2 separate regions of the Homo sapiens genome follow, and region 2 is linked to region 1. A link is a contact called in ENCODE POLR2A ChIA-PET data. All regions are on one chromosome and are shown on one strand. Each heading gives the region's core, a stretch centred on a gene start or an enhancer-like site at or near the end of the contact. The rest is flanking DNA. Distances are from core to core; before and after follow the strand shown. Region 1 holds the start of JUND (JunD proto-oncogene, AP-1 transcription factor subunit). Region 2 holds the start of RGS9BP (regulator of G protein signaling 9 binding protein).

The links. ChIA-PET counts read pairs that join two places held with the same protein, here RNA polymerase II (POLR2A).
Region 2: POLR2A ChIA-PET joins it to region 1 with 12 read pairs in A673. The contact joins the promoter of RGS9BP here to the promoter of JUND in region 1. POLR2A ChIA-PET finds 5 or more read pairs at or near these places in 2 of 52 experiments (A673 and Caco-2).

Annotation. Positions count from the first base shown.
Region 1 is chr19:18,277,628-18,282,946 of GRCh38, forward strand. It overlaps JUND (JunD proto-oncogene, AP-1 transcription factor subunit), which reads right to left and starts at 3,995. Exons shown (of 1, transcript NM_005354.6): 1 at 2,067-3,995. The coding sequence starts at 3,857. The coding sequence ends at 2,814. MIR3188 (microRNA 3188) reads left to right here and starts at 4,450; the gene lies at 4,450-4,534. It overlaps LOC124904652 (a long non-coding RNA gene), which reads left to right and starts at 4,465. Exons shown (of 2, transcript XR_007067154.1): 1 at 4,465-5,319. RefSeq lists enhancers at 1,274-1,353, 1,694-1,903, 3,129-3,980 and silencers at 1,954-2,153, 2,584-2,893, 3,474-4,473.
Region 2 is chr19:32,673,454-32,679,172 of GRCh38, forward strand. RGS9BP (regulator of G protein signaling 9 binding protein) reads left to right here and starts at 2,395. Exons shown (of 1, transcript NM_207391.3): 1 at 2,395-4,847. The coding sequence starts at 2,811. The coding sequence ends at 3,518. It overlaps ANKRD27 (ankyrin repeat domain 27), which reads right to left and starts at 1,727. Exons shown (of 29, transcript NM_032139.3): 1 at 1,618-1,727. RefSeq lists silencers at 1,212-1,261, 1,282-2,011, 2,582-2,641 and enhancers at 1,655-2,274, 2,162-2,271, 3,042-3,091.

The DNA.
Region 1 (5,319 bases), core at 2,745-5,244:
GGGCAGGCAAGCAAGAGACCTGGGTTTGAATCGCTGCTCTGCCATTTAACAGGGGTGTTGGCCGGGCACGGTGGCTCACGCCTGTAATCCCAGCACTTCGGGAGGCCGAGGCGGGCGGATCATGAGGTCAGGGGATCAAGACCATCCTGGCTAACACGGTGAAACCCCATCTCTACTAAAAGTACAAAAAATTAGCCAGGCGTGGTGGCGGGCGCCTGTATTCCCAGCTACTCAGGAGGCTGAGGCAGGAGAATGGCATGAACCCAGGAGGCGAAGCTTGCAGTGAGCCGAGACTGCGCCACTGCACTCCAGCCTGGGAGACAGAGCGAGACTCTGTCTCAAAAAAAAAAAAAAAAAAAAACAGGGGTGTTGGGCAAGTCTCAAAACCTCCCTTCCCCTTCTCTACTAATTGGGGGCCACAGTAGGTACCATCATTGAGTGCGGTCACTGTTGTCCGTCCCCTGAGCACCTCCCAGTTCTGACTTCTGACCTGAGAGATGTTATGCTGGATGCAAACACCCGCATCTCACAGCACAGGATGTAGAGGCCATCGGGGGAGGAGGACTCGCCTGAGATCTCACAAATGCCAACTGGAACCTAAGCTGGGTCCCGGTCTCCCAACCAGTGACACTCTGCCCGAGATGTGGTTCTTGGTCTCTTGTGTGTCAAGACACCCCTGCTCTCCCACCTCAGCCTCAGTTCCCTTCAGCAGGTTCCTTCAGGCCCTGCTGAAACGTCTGCATGACCTCCCACAAGGCAACGTGACAGCTAAAAACCAAACCCTGGCCGGACGTGGGGGCTCACGCCTGTAATCCCAGCACTTTGGGAGGCCGAGGCGGGTGGACCACTTGAGGTCAGGAGTTCCAGACCAGCTTGACCAACATGGTGAAACCCTGTCTCTACTACAAATACAAAAAAGTAGCCGAGCATGGTGGGCACCTGTAATCTGAGCTACTTGGAGGCTGAGGCAGGAGAATCACTTGAGCCCGGGGAGGCAGAGGTTGCAGTGAGCCTAGATGGCGCCACTGCACTCCAGTCTGGGTGACAGAGCGAGACTCTGTCTCAAACAAATGAACCCCAACATAGCTGTTGGTGGCAAGGCCTTTCTCCATGACCAAGGGACGGTGGCCATTCTCTCCAAGTTTCTTCATCTGTAAAATGGGTACAATTCAGTGGCCCTCCCTAACAGGGCTGGCTAGGTACACATGGCCACCAGCCCTACTTGCTGTGTGACCTCGGCCACTAATGTTCACATCCCTCAGGGTCCCCAATGAGTTGGAAGCCCAAAGCGCAGGGTCTTAACAGCAAAGGGCAGAGCAGGCAGGAGAAGCAGGAAGCCTCGGGTCAAAGCTCTGAAAGTGAGGGAGTCCAAGGTCAGACTATCTCTGCACAGTCTCCTTAAAAGGCTGTGTGATGTCAAGCCAGTTGCTCAACCTCTCTGAACCTTAGATTTCCTCAAAGTAGGGAGTAGGATGTTGGGAGGAGGAGGAGAAGCGAACTTCAGGGAGATACTTGGAAAATCCCAGTCCTGGAGGCAGACCTCTTGGGTTAGATCCCACCTGTGCCAACTTCCTCCTGGTACTGGGTCCATCAGCTTGTCCTGGGCCTCAGCATCCCCCGATCCACCAAAAGAGAAAAGCTTACACTGTAAGCCAAGCACTGCTCTGTAAACATAAACTCTCTTAATCGTCACAACTTTATGGGGCAAGTTTTTCGACTGTTCTCCCCATTTTATACGGACAGGCAAACCAAGGACCAAAAGGTTAAAAAGTTTACTAAGTTTCTGTCTCTTCCTTCCTGCTTTGGGCTGGGGCTGTGCCCTTTCCACCTCGAAATCTCTCCTTCCCAAAAGGCAAGGGGGCATTAGCTAGTTCCAAACGCAGATCAAAGACCCCAAGACCCCTCCCCAACCTGGACATCAGCCGGCCCCGCGCCAAGGCGCGTCTAGGGGGCGCTCGCTGCGCGCCAGATGTGCGGGCCGCTCTCAGACACCCGCTCTCTGCTCCCTCCAACAAGGGGAGGAGCTAGGGACAGAGGGAGGAGAGAAAGGCGGGGGTGTAGGGGGGAAGCGAACCAGGCCCCGCCCAGCCCGCCAGGCCCCGGCGGGGGAAGAAGGAGGCGGAGAGCCGAGCTGGCGTAACGAGACTTTACTGAAAACAGAAAACCGGGCGAACCAAGGATTACAAACAGGAATGTGGACTCGTAGCAAAACAAAACAAAACAGAACAAAAAAGGGAGGGGGGACCGGTCGAAAGAACCGAAGGGGGGAGCGAGATCGAGGAAAGGGGCGGAGAATTTTTTTTTCTTCTTCCCATTTCTTTAAAAAACCAACACAAGAAAACACACACACACACAACCAACGTTTGTTCCCGAGTAGAAACATAAATAGGGCAGAATCGAACACTCTGTTCTTCTCTCTTCCAAAGAAAAAAAAAAAAAAGTAAAAGTAAAGGAAAGGCAGGGTTTGAGGCTGCGCCCCCTCGGAGCCCCCTTCCGCGGCGCGGTGTACAAAGGGGCAGCCGAGACGCGCGGGTTTGTGCAACACGGGGCGGCCGCGCGGGGGAAAGAGGCAGCGCGAGGGCGGGGGGGTCATGCGCTCGCCCCCCCGGGAGCAGGGGGTCCAGCTTGTCGAGTCCTGGGCACCCTCGGGGGGGGGGAATCCCCGGGGGCCGCGCCCTCTCTGAGTTCCTGGGCACACTCGGGGAGGGGGGGTCCCCAGGGCCGCACCCTCTCCAAGTCCGGGGCGCCCACGACACCCCCCCGCGAGCCCGCCCCTTGGGGAGGGTGGCCGCGCATGCGCCCCGCGCGCGGACTCAGTACGCGGGCACCTGGTGCTGGGGCAGCAGCTGGCAGCCGCTGTTGACGTGGCTGAGGACTTTCTGCTTGAGCTGCGCCACCTGCTCGCGCAGCAGGCTCGCCGTGGACGCCAGCTCCGTGTTCTGACTCTTGAGGGTCTTCACTTTCTCTTCCAGGCGCGAGATGCGCTCCAGCTTGCGCTTGCGGCACTTGGAGGCGGCGATGCGGTTGCGCAGCCGCTTGCGCTCCGCCTTGATGCGCTCCTGCGTGTCCATGTCGATGGGCGACAACGGCGGGCTCTCGCCGAAGCTCGGCACGTCGGGCACCGTCTGTGGCTCGTCCTTGAGCGCAGCCAGGCGCGGCGGCCCCAACGCGCCTGGGGGTGGCGGCGGCGGGAAGGGCACAGGTTCGGCAGCGAAGGCGACCGTCGCGGCGCCCCCCGCGCCCCCGGCGCCGCCCGCGTAGCTGCTCAGGTTCGCGTAGACAGGCGCTTCGGGCGCGGCCGCCGCCGGGGCCAGCTCGCCGGGGGGCGCGGAGCCCGTGGCCGTGCCCGAGGGCCCCCCGGCGGCGGCGGCGGCGGCGGCAGCGGCCGCGCCCGCGCCGAGCTGGTTCTGCTTGTGTAAATCCTCCAGGGCCTTGACGAAGCCCTCGGCGAACTCCTGCTCCTCGCTGGCCGCCACCTTGGGGTAGAGGAACTGTGAGCTCGTCGGCGTGGTGGTGACCAGCCCGTTGGACTGGATGATGAGGCGCTCGAGCTCGGGGGAGGCCAGCTTCAGCAGCCCCAGGTCGGGAGAGGCGAGCAGGCCGTCGGGGGGTGCCGCGCTGGGGGCGCCGTCGGCGCGCAGGGGGGTAGGAGGCGGCGCGGCCGCAGGCTTGAGCGCTGCCGCCACCTGCTCACTCAGGCTCAGCGTCAGCGCGTCCTTCTTCATCATGCTGCCGGCCGCGGCCGTCGGGGGCGCCCCGGGGAACAAGCGGCCCGGGGACGCGAAGCTGCCGCCGCTGCCACTGGCGCCGCCGCCCAGGCCGCTCAGCGCCTCATCGCCGTAGAAGGGTGTTTCCATCCTCCGCCTCCCCCGCCGCGCCGGCCCGGGGGGGAGTGGCCGCGGCCTCCCGGGGGGCCCGCGCCCCCCCGTCCGCTCGGCCCTGCGCCCGCCCCGGCCGCGGCCGCAGCGCCCGGCCCTCCACTGGCGGCGGCTCCTGCGCCGCGCCACTTGTGCGCCCTCTTATAGCCTCGGCTCGGCGCGATGAGCTCACCGCCCCCGTTCGCCATTGGGTGCGGGTGACGTCGCTCATTTGCATGGAGGGGCGGGGCCAAGCCGCCGACGCCCGCCCGGCCGCCGTTGCCCCGGCGACGCGCGGTAAACGCCACAACAGCGCGCTGCCTTGTGGGTTGACGTCATGGGGGCGGCCGCGCGCCCGGGCCGGGTCACCCCGCCCCGGGACCGCTGTGTACGACCGATCTCCCCGGCGCCGCCTCCGCCAAGGCACGTCCCGGGTGGCGTGATGGGCCCGGGCCACCAGGCGCCCGCCCGCCCCGAGGCCCCGCCCCGTGTCCGCGCGTGGGGCCCCGGCCGGGCGGGGGCGGGGGCGGGGGCGGTGCCGGCCTCCGGGGACTGGAGGGGGATGGGGTCCCGCATGGCTAAATAACTCCTTGGCGCCTCCTGCTCTGCTGTGCCGCCAGGGCCTCCCCTAGCGCGCCTTCTGGAGAGGCTTTGTGCGGATACGGGGCTGGAGGCCTGGTGGGGCTGTGTCCGGGGGCTCGCCGGGGGTGTGGGGAGGTCTGCGTTCCTCACCCTCCCTCCTTCCTTCCCTCCCTCCCTCCACCCCGCGTGTGATTGCTCAGGAAGAGACGGGAGGGGAGAGGAGGGTCGCCAGAAGTTGCTGAAAGCGCTTGGATCCTGATCATTTTCACTGAGTGCGTTCTAGAACCAGGAGTCCTACTTCCTGCCTTTACAGATGGGAAACTGGGCTCAGAGAGGTGGAGTGACCATCCCCCGAGAGTTAGCTAGGAGTCACAGCAGGGCCCGGGCTGTGACTAGGCCTGAGCTCTTGTCCACCCTTAGAACCCTAGAACCTGGGAGTCCAGGCCCCTGCGCAGCCCCTTCCTTCCGCCGCCCACGTTTTAACCCCAGGTCTGCCAGGGCTGTGATGTCCTGGGCGAGGGTGCCCAACTCCAGGGGCTGGGCTGATGAGGCAGGAATGCCGGGTATAATTATTACATGCTTGTTACCACTATCATGGCTGTTAGGGCTTAATGAGCCACTATTAAGACTGGCTGGGAAGGGGGTGTGAGGGAGGAGAGATGGACCCACCCCACCAATACTCACAAGGGATCCTTAGGACATCTGGATCTGACCTACAGCCTCTGCATGCACCCCTCCAGCTCCCCACCTCTGTCTGAATGGAGCCCACACCCTCCTTTCCCTGACCTCCTTCCCCTCACTCTCTCTGATCCTTGGCCTCCCAGTTGCAGGACTAATCGTACCTCTGGGCCTTTGCACGTGCTATGCTCTCTGCTTGGTA
Region 2 (5,719 bases), core at 1,145-3,644, about 14 Mb after region 1:
TCCCCTGCACTCCCCACCAGGTGAGCCCTCAACTTCTCTGCTAGGTGCTCAGGACCTGGCACATCTGGCCTCTGGCCACCTTTGCAGCTTCCTCACCCTCTGCTGTCTCCAAAGCTTCCCCCGAAGGGAAAGAGTATTTTCCCTCTTTCCACCCATTTTGTCCTGAAAACTACTATCCCCCTGGGAACGACCCTATGTAGCGTGTGGGTGGCTGAGAACCCCCCTTCCACACAATGGTCAAGGCCAGGAGTACCCAAGCCCTGGCAGCAAACACCCAGCCTACTGCTCACCCAGTTAAAGGACGGACCCCTGGGTGACAGCAGGCCCCGGGGCTCAGTACACCGGACCCTTAGGCCACCTCAACACCAGTCCTCATGCCAGGCTGATCTCGAAACGTAACAGCTACTGCTCAGCAAAACGTGGTGGCTAGTGCCTGTAATCCCAACACCTTGGGAGGCCAAGACGAGAGCATGGCTTGAGTCCAGGAGTTCAAGACCAGCCTAGGCAACCTGCTAGACTCCATCTCTACAAAAAAAAAAAAAAAAAATTAAAAATTAGCCGTGCATAGTGGCATGCGCCTGTAGTCCCAGCTACTACAGAGGCTGAGGTGAAAGGATTGCTTGAGTCCAGGAGTTTGAGGCTGCAATGAGCTATGATGGCATCACTGCACTCCAGACTAGCCAACAGAGCCAGACCCTGTCTCAAAAAGAAAAAAACGAAAAGAAAGAAAAGAAAAAAAATATCCACTGCTCTACTCTTCGGCCAGTGGGAAGAGTGCATTTTTTAATCAAAATAGGGGCCTCTATCCATGAAACCCATCAACTTGTAAAATCTGAGCTCTCTGCAGCCTCACAGTCCCTCCAGCACTGCCAGCAGCCCTCGTTCCCTGCATGCTCTAAATCCTCAGCGAAGACCCGTCCCTTGCTCCCTCGCCCAGCACAGGCCGCGAGTGCCCACGTCCCCTGCACCTCGTGGGGCAGCCAAGGGGGCACCGCGTGGCTCGTGTGCTCCTGGGCAGTCCATTTTCAACCACAAGACGGAACAGACTCAGAATCCGGAACATCTCTCGGTGCTTAAGAGTTTTCCTTTAACAATCTTTACCTGTGGGAATGCAGAGACCCCCCCGCCCTGCGAGAGGCCGGCAGCCAGGGATTCCCCGCTCCGCGCCCTCATCACCCCCCGGAAACCACAACCGCTGCGCGCGCGGCTCGGACCCCCACCCGCCGCTCCCCTCCAGCAGACCCTAGGCCTCCGGGAAACCGCGCGGCGACCGCCCCGCGCCCCGCCAGATCCGAACCGCCGGACCCGGCACCCCGGCCACACCCGCCGGTGTCGACGCAGCGAGGCTCGGAGGGTGCATTCTCCGCGCCGACCGCTCCCCTCCTCCAGACCCGAGGGGCGGAGTGGGCAGGGCGCGCCGGCTGCGCACCGGGCACCCACCTGGGGACGCGGGGGCTGGGGCGGCGCGGGGCCACCTGGCGGACCCGGGAGCGGACTCCGGAGAGCAGGGAGCCCCTCCCCCCTCACTCTCCGGGCCCCGCCCGGCCGCCGCGCCCCGAGGCGCAGCCATCCCGCGGGAGGGGAGGCGCAGGAGGAGGCCAGCGCGAGGACACTTACTTAAAAGGCTACATCGCTTCATTCCCAGCCCATCCTGGGCGACGGCGGCACCTCCCTCGTCCGCTGCTGGGACCTCGATGCCCACCACCCTCGCGCGGCGATCTGGCCCTATAGCCCACCCCTTACTCCGCCGTGGGGCGGAGCCGCGCCACAGCTGACCCAATGAGAAACCGTCGTTTCCCAGAGTGACGTGTACGCAGAGCAATCATGGAGTCCAGCCCAGCCGGGGGCGGGGCTCAGGCGGCTCCCTACGCTTCCTACTCCAGCTGGCCCCGCCCCACGCCCGCAACTGCGCGTGCCCAGAACGTGAGGGGCGGGGCTGGGAGCCGGGCTGACACTAGAGGTGGGGTTAGCGCTTGGAAGCACCGACCAACGTGAGCGCAACGCGGCAGGGACACCTGACCCCGGCGGCGCCCAGCCCCTCGGATTGCCAGTCACTGCTCGCTTTGGGGCACGGAGGTGCCCAGTCCTGCGGGGCACCCGACGTCCTGTCGCCGACAGGGTCCGGGAGTCAGTATAGCTGGGTTCTAGTCCCATCACAGGCAAAAACTCCGCGGGAGCCTGGCCCGCTTTTTACCTGGGCCTCAGTTTCCCCATCCGTAAAATAGAACGGGTTGGATCTCCCGAGCGCTAACATTCCAGAACTCGGATGGGGCGAAGGGGAGGGAGGGATGGGCCACCCACACGTGACCTCCCCGCGTGGAGCCCCGCCTACCACTGATCCAGGGGGTGGCAGCTCCGGCCGGGACGAGCGGGGTGGGCGGGTCCTAGGAAACCCTACCCGGCCGCCCTTGGCAGCGCCTAAGGCGGAGCGCGCGGCTCTGCAGCCTGCTTGCCCCGGAGTTGGCACCCACGGAGGATGGGGACCGCACCCTCAGCTTCGCAGGGAGCCACCGTGGAGGCCAGGGCGGTGCAGAGACACGACGTGTGACTCGGAGTGCGCCTGGGGAGGATGGACGAGGGAGCGGGGGACCGCTAACGGGGCTCCCTCTGCGCGCCCCGTCCGCAGAGGCGCACGTCGAGGGTCCCGGGCGGGCTCCGTGGACGTTGGCGGTAGCGCCGAGCGAGTCACGGACCATGAAGAGCGTTCGTGCCGCGCGGCCCAAGGCCGGGATGGGGGTTAGCCACATCCTGCCGCGCTGAGGGGGAGGCTAACGGGCGCGGGCGGCCGGGCCCAGCCGGAGCCCACCGCGATGGCGAGGGAGGAGTGCAAGGCGCTGCTGGACGGGCTCAACAAGACGACTGCGTGCTACCACCACCTGGTGCTGACCGTCGGTGGCTCGGCGGACTCGCAGAACCTGCGGCAGGAGCTGCAAAAGACGCGCCAGAAGGCGCAGGAGCTGGCGGTGTCCACCTGCGCCCGGCTGACTGCTGTGCTGCGCGACCGGGGCCTGGCCGCCGACGAGCGCGCCGAGTTCGAGCGGCTCTGGGTGGCCTTCTCGGGCTGCCTGGACCTGCTGGAAGCGGACATGCGACGCGCGCTGGAGCTGGGCGCCGCGTTCCCGCTGCACGCGCCGCGGCGGCCGCTGGTGCGCACAGGTGTGGCTGGCGCCTCCTCCGGCGTGGCGGCGCGCGCGCTGAGCACCCGCAGCCTGCGGCTCGAGGCGGAGGGCGACTTCGACGTCGCGGACCTGCGGGAGCTGGAGCGCGAGGTCCTTCAGGTGGGCGAGATGATCGACAACATGGAGATGAAGGTCAACGTGCCCCGCTGGACCGTGCAAGCCCGGCAGGCGGCGGGCGCCGAGCTCCTGTCCACGGTCAGCGCCGGCCCCTCCTCGGTCGTGTCCTTGCAGGAGCGCGGGGGGGGTTGCGACCCCAGGAAGGCCCTGGCCGCCATCCTTTTCGGCGCCGTGCTGCTGGCGGCTGTGGCCCTAGCCGTGTGCGTGGCGAAGCTGAGCTGACGGACACCCGACGGCCGCCTGCTGCTGCCGCTCCCTCCCCTGAGAAAAGACTCGGGATGGGTGTGGGGTCTGGCCTGTGCAAGGGGAGTGGTCCTAAAACCCCGTGTGTGCATGGGTACACGCGCGTTTCCAGTGCACATCTGCCTGGGCAGGACACGGTTTCCTCTTGCTGGCCCGGGAGGAGTTAACTTTGCGCCGGCCGTCAGGGCATTACCGCTAACGTCTGCAGGAGCTTTATTCCCTATTAATAGAAAACCGTCACAGTGACCCTAGATCCCTCCGAGTTAATGAGTTAACACATGTGCTGTTGGGGCGTCTTTACAGGGAGTCCGAGTTCGGTGCCCACCCCTGCCAGCGTCGCCCCCTTTCTGCGTGGGACAGTTTGAAAAGGTGGGTGGGGTGGAGTGAAGTTTGGAGAGGGACGCTGTTTGGTTCTATGTGGTTGGTCTGTTTCCCGGACAAGAAAAATTGCAATCAAATGTCAGCAGCTTTTATTACCTTAATCTTTCAGGGCCTAAATTTAGGAGAGTGTCCCGAGAGCAGTTCATACAAAGGGCTTTCTCTAAGACGCGCTACAGCCCTTCCTAGCAGAGTTTATCCATTCGTCCCCAAGAGCAGCTAGAAGAGATTTGAGGTCATGACCTCCCACTGCCGCTCAGGGGCTGACCCTATTTAGGAAACCAAAGAGGGTGGGTTGAACCTACTCTCACGGACTTGGATCCAGTGCGCACACTTGCCTGCGGAAAAGGGCTCTCCCCAGCCACCCGGAGATGGGGGTAAGAGGAAGAGCAGAGGCTTGGGGTAGGGCCACCTGGTGTTTAAACAGGCACTTTCTCCTTCTCTGGGGCTTATTTTTGTTCAGAACTAGACCAGAGTGTTTGAACCTCCTTTGCAGGAGGGCTGGGAATCCTCTTTAGAGCACTTAATCCTATTTATCCCCTGGAATGTGCGTGCTGGCCAGTAGGAGGGCTGGCTTTGGCAGCTCCCTGACCCCCGCGCTGCCCGCCCCTCCGGGGTAATGTGGCATTACTGGCCCACAGAGGTTTTGAGCCAATCAGCTCTGAGACTGGGTTAGAATGTAACAGCTTTAACTTGGGATTTAAGAAGCTTTTAAAAGGTAATAATACTCTGAAAGAAAAATGACGTAACCACAGCGTGTACTATGAAAGCTGTTATTTTAATAAAGAACGCTGGGCCATGAACTCATACCTGCCAATGAGTCAAACATAGTATCTTTATGTAGATACTTAGATTACTAAATATATATTTCATCTACTTCTGAAGTTGATAGTCTTCCCCCCCCCCCACTTTTTTCTTTTTTGAGACAGGGTCTCCCTCTGTCACCCAGGCTGGAGTGCAATGGTGTGATTGTGGCTCACTGCAGCCTCCAAATCTCGGGCTCAAACTATCCTCCTACTTCAGCCTCCTGAGTAGCTGGAACTACAGGTGTGTGCCACCGCACCTGGCTAATGTTTTTAAGGCAGTTAATTTATTTATTTATTTTTATTTTTCTTTAGAGATAGGATCTTGTGGTGTCGCCCAGGCTGGAGTGCAGGGGCGCAATCAGCAAACCACAGCCTTGAACTCCTGGGCTCAAGCTCTCCTCCCACCTCACCCTCCCAAGTAGCTGGGACTAAAGGTGTGCATCACGGCACTCAACTAATTTTTTGTAGAGACAGAGTTGGGCTATGTTGCCCAGGCTGGTCTCAAACTCCTGGCCTCAAGTGGTCCTCCCACCTAGGCCTCCCAAAGTACTGGGACTACAGGCATAAGCTACTATGCTCAGTCTAAAATCAATATTCTTTATTTTTTTCTATAATTTCACTGCAAAATAAAATCTATATTCTTGAGTAGCCACACAAGTGTAAATGACAGAATGTTAAGTGGCCTTTAATTCTTTTGATCAACAAGTAAGAAAATGCTTGGTCCTTGGTCCCAGGATGACATCTGCCTGAGCAGTGCTGCCAAATCCTGCCTGTGGTCCAGAGAGAGCTCTGTCCCATTCTTGGGTAAGTTAGGCTGTAAAAACAGATGCATTTAACTTTCTTTTCTTTTTCTTTTTTTTTTTTTTTTTTGAGATGGAATTTTACTCTTGTTGCCCGGACTGGAGTGCAGTGGCGTGATCTGGGCTCACTGCAACCTCTGCCTCCTGGGTTCAAGCAGTTCTCCTGCCTCAGCCTCCCGAGTAGCTGGGATTACAG